2 separate regions of the Mus musculus genome follow, and region 2 is linked to region 1. The links are chromatin loops, found by intact Hi-C in ENCODE. Cell type or tissue: left cerebral cortex. All regions are shown on one strand.

Region 1 (2,500 bases):
CCCTCCCATTGTTCAAATTTGGTGCCGACTCCCTGGAGTGGTTCAGGGATGCTGGGGTCACGGTGTCAATAAAGAGCATTAAAAAAGCCCCTCCCATTCTGCTTTGCACCATTCCTCAGCCTACTTGATCTTACTTTAGCCTTTGACACTAATGACCATTTCCTCATTCTTAACATTCTGTGCACTTTTAGCTTCCAGGAATCAGTTCTCTTCTGAATCTATTCTAGTCCTTCCAAATCGCAAGGATCCTCTCACTGGCTCCTTCACCCTTACATCCTGACTTCTTTCCTTGCCCTGCTCTGTGACATCTTCTCTCTCCCTTACTGATCTCAGCCACCACCCATGGCTTCATTTATCGTCCATCTCTCGTGACTCACAGATCTGTTTCCGAATCTCTCTTCCCAGCATTCCACATCTACATAGCAAATTGCTTAGTGTAAATCTCTCCTTGGATGGCTCATATTGTATCCCTAATCCCTGTCCTTCCCAGAGGCTATCACCATAGTGCTGTGGGTCTGGCTCAGCAAACGGCACAAACGTATATCTTTCTGTCAAGCTAAAATTCAAAAACCAACCCTCTTCCTTTCTGCTTCCCAGGCGCAGATCCTGATTCCTGACTGATATATCTGCTAAATATCTTTAGTGCAAGCTCTCCTCTAGTTTCCCCACATAGTGTTGCTCACATCTTCATTTTCTCTCAAAGGGACTTTTTTTTTTTTTTTTTTTGAGGGGGGGGATGTCGAGACAGGGTTTCTCTGTGTATCCCTGGCTGTCCTGGAACTCACTTTGTAGATCAGGCTGGCCTCCAACTCAGAAATCCGCCTGTCTCTGCCTCCCGAGTGCTGGGATTAAAGGCGTGCACCACCATGCCCGGCTTCTCAAAGGGACTATTGCAACAGATTTCTATTTGCTCTCTGGGCAAATGCTAGGTGTATTTTGATTTCTGCAAATCACTCATTAAGTCGGACTATTCCTTGCTCATACAACACCAGAACCTTTTGTCTAGTTATTCATCAGGCCCTCCAGGGCTGCTCCAAGACTCTCTTTCAGACCACACAGAGCATCCTTTCTGCTTTTTATGTCCTTCCCCATCTTCGTGATTTCGCAATTGCCTCTCACATTTCTATGCCTTGCCTGAGTGTCTGCCTCTTCTGTGGATTGGTGGATCATTCCTGGACCCCCTCTAGCAGTTTCTCCATCAATCTGTCCCTGAACTCACTGCAGCACTCTATTTATTACAATGTATCTACATCCAATTCTCCTGTGGACTCCCTAAGCAGGTCTCTAGGTGGCTCTCCCTACATGCCGTGCAAATGTTTAGTTTTCTTAACCAAAAACTCATAGCTAGGGTTTGGAGAGTACCTTGTGAGTTCCATGAAAATGTATGTGAAATGATATGTCTGAGGTTATTAAAGGAACCAGAGGTTTAAAGGAACCCTAAATTCATAGACAGTTAAGATCTCTACCTTATGGGTAAACATTGTCAAGAAGCTATGTTTAGAAATCTGAAATTCATCCATTTCAGCCTACATTTCACAATGGGATGGGATGATTACTGCTACGGCAGCGGCGGCTGCTGCTGCTGCTGCTGTTTTTGCTGCTGTTGCTGCATGGAGTTGTTGTTGCTGCTCCTGTTATTGCTGTACGTTGCTGCTGCTGCTGCTGTTACAGCATGCTGTTGTTGCTGATGCTGTTGCTGCATGCTTTCTGTTTTTGCTGCTGCTCCTGTTATTGCTGCATGCTGTTGCTCTTATTACTGCATGTTGTGGTTGCTGCTGCTATTGTTGTTGCTGTTGCTCCTGTTATTGCTGCATGCTCTTGTTGCTGCTGCTGTTTATGTTGTTGCTATTGCTACTGTTTCTGTTCCTGTTGTTGTTGTTGCTGCTGCTGCTGCTGCTGGCTAATGAGGACAGATATGAGTGAAGGGGCATGTAGCAGCTTTCCCTGCAAGTGGGGATACTCAAAAGCCACCCCTTCTTCTCTCTTCCCCCACATCTCTGTCTTCCTCTTTCATTGTGTGAGCACACACAACCAGAATGAATGCAGATTTGAAACTTGAACATACACAGACCTCTGAATGTACACACAAGAGACACACAACCAGGCATGCACACATAGATAAACATACACAAACACCCAAGTGAGCATGTGAATCACAAACACCCTCGCTCCTAAGTACACACGCATACCCATAAACCCATACATGTGATACTCACAGAACTAGGCTCCCACAACTCCCTCCTGCAGAGAGTGATTGCAGCACCTGGCACCAGGCCCATGAAGACAGCCGAGTGGAGCCATCTGTCAGGCTGAGGTTCCTGAACACCACCCATCCTGCCTGAGCTCAGCTGGTCGGCATGCCGGGCATGTGGCCTTGCTATTCTCTCTGGCTGAATCATGCTGAGTGAGCTGGCCTGGCTAGAGTTTATCAAATCGGAACAGAATTTTGGCAAAACAGATGACTCGTGAGCTTGGCATTTGTGTGCTCAGGAGTCAGAGA
Region 2 (2,500 bases), 100 kb after region 1:
CTTTCCGCCTGCTATATAAGCAGGTTACACAGCCATTTTGGTAATCTCTTTCTTCCAGTTGCCTTGTCTGTGTGTTTAAGATAGAGCAGAGCCTGGTCCACGCTGGAGGACACGGAAGCACTCTTTGTTGTTGCTGTTCTCAATGCCATGTCTACCACTGACACCTGTTTATCTTTGCCAACTTTGTAAACTACTTTCTCCTTCTGACTGCCTGACTTTTTTCCTTAAAAACTTTTTATTACATGTGATTACTTAGCTGTGTGTGCAAGTACACACATAGGCCATAACATACTTGTGGCGGTTAGAGACAGCTCGCTATCGTCTAAGCTGATGGGTCTCTCCTTCCACCACATGGGTTTAGAGAGTCAATCATGGCTCCTCAGGTTTGGCGGCTGGCACCTTTACCAGCTGAGCCATTTCCATCTCCTGGCTACCATTTTCTTTGTTCTTTTCCAACAATTTTTCAATTTTCATCACCCCGCCCCCATGGGCATTTTCCCCACCCTCCAGTCCTGGACACCACCCCTACTTCCCTCTGTCTGATCGTCTGATCCTAGGACCTTGCTTCCAGTGTTATGCTTCCCTCCATTATGCCGCGAAACAGACATGCAGGAAGTGTGACAACAGAGCATGGGTCCCTCTTAGTTCTCAGTCTTCTCCCTCCTGCTGCCTGGGGAGGCTCCATAGATGAGAGTGCCATTCTTCCAGTTAGCGGTGAAGTCCTCGTACCATCAAGTCCCTCTGACAGACCCTGAGTCAACATCCGATTTGTCACCTACTGGCCTCTCCACACACAGATCTGGCTACTTCTTGTCGCTGGTACAGCCACCATCCCAGGGCAAACCATTGCTCTTCATGATTTATCAAAAGTTTCTCAGGTAGGTGCCAGCTTCAAATGCCAGTGGTTTCACTCTTTGAATACATTCCAGAGTCCTCACTGTGGCCCACAGGAGGAGCCTGCCTCCTAGTGACCTCAGGGGCTAGTCTTGCTTTCTATGTGGCCACTTCCTGTTGCTCCTCCAGCCCCACAGGGTTTCACTGTTAGTTCCCCCTGGATCTTCTCTTTAGAAGCTGCATGGCTCTCGCCTTCTCGCCATCTCCGCTTCTCTCATCTGTGTCATGATCAGTGAAGTCTTCTTTGGTCATTGTGTTCTGTTCTCCTGTCCACATGACACTGACAGTCTCCTTTTTTTCTTCAGAGTCCACATCCCTATTGATTTATTTATCAATGTTTATTTGTTGATGGAGGTCCTTCTGAGAACTTGTAAGCGGGGTGAGAAGCCAGGCTTTGAACCCCAGCTCAAGTACAGTGTGTTTGGCAGGTATAGCTTCCTTATTGGTAAGAGCTGGTGACTCTGACAGATTCACATAAAGTTTTGTTTTGTTTTAAATTAATTTTATGTGAGTACACTGTTGCTATCTTCAGACACACCAGAAGAGGGCATCAGATCCCATTACAGATAGTTGTGAGTCACTATGTGGTTTCTGGGAATTGAACTCAGGACCTCTGGAAGAACAGTAGAGTTTTTTTTTGTTTTTTGTTTTGTTTTTGTTTTTGTTTTTTGTTTACATGAGCTCCTGGTTTTATATCTACAGACTTTTCTCTGTTCTAGAAGAGTTAGGAAAAGAAATTGGGATTTAGGACATTGGATAGGTGGCAAAGGTTACAGCTCTGTGTGAGTTGGCCATCTACCTGCAGATAAAGCAGCCTTCCTTCCTTTCTATGTGTGGAAGGGACAAGAGCCAAGTTTTGAATTTATATTTTGAGCCAAGCCAATATAGCAAGTATGTTACAATATGGACTTTTCAAATATGAATGGCTATATGCATTTTAATGGTAAGGAAATTAAGTTTCAAAAGATGAAGAAACATTCTCTGAGGGAGGGGACGGGAGGGGGAGGGGAGGGGAGGGGGGATTTTTGGGATAACATTGGAAATGTAAATGAAGAAAATACCTAATAAAAAAATGGAAGGAAAAAAAAAAAAAAGAAAGAAACATTCTCCTGGCCATGTAGCTTTTGAGTGAGATGACCTGGTCTGATGACCCAGTGGAGGCTGTACTCCTTCCAGTATTTACTGTGCAAAACCTAGAGAGGGGTGCATGGTATTGCAAGGCTAGAGAATTTTCCCATGTTGCATTTCAGTCTTTATTACAAACTTTGGCGAGTAATTATCATTTTAACTTTGCAAGCAATTAACCTTGGTGTATCTATAGGGATCTGGGGTTGACTGTAAACCCTACAGCTAAGACATAGCAGAGATTCAACTTGTAGCAAAACTTTTCTTAAAACCTAACATTATTTTTGACACATTGTATTAGCTAAATACATCACAGTACCATAGAGGTAGGCAAAACCTTGATCAGAAAGAACAAATTCTTCTCTTACAGCTAAAAGCAAAGAGAGGGACTGGATCTAGCTTTTGTTGAGTTTAATGTATCTGGGTCTTTCAAAACCCTTGTTTCTCTTTTCAAAAGAGAAACAAATTTCAAAAACTTGAA

The links. Peaks named below come from ENCODE experiments on the same cell type or tissue, not always from the same donor. Only the 100,000 strongest peaks of a DNase experiment are listed, where the experiment ranks them.
Region 2: it touches region 1 in a loop (1.8-fold over the local background); 2 of 42 quality-filtered maps call a loop at or near these places.

What each region holds. Positions count from the first base shown.
Region 1 is chr7:114,181,500-114,183,999 of GRCm38, reverse strand. No RefSeq gene overlaps it. Among named protein-coding and RNA genes, the nearest start is that of Rras2, 65 kb to the right of the region's middle. In left cerebral cortex, a CTCF peak has its summit at 1,299; DNase peaks (open chromatin) are centred at 911, 1,019, 1,233 and 2,291; H3K27ac peaks cover 1,208 bases.
Region 2 is chr7:114,078,038-114,080,537 of GRCm38, reverse strand. The region is part of intron 1 of Rras2 (related RAS viral (r-ras) oncogene 2); the gene reads left to right. Among named protein-coding and RNA genes, the nearest start is that of Rras2, 38 kb to the left of the region's middle. In left cerebral cortex, a CTCF peak has its summit at 1,441 (motif pointing right); no DNase peak of the experiment used is centred here.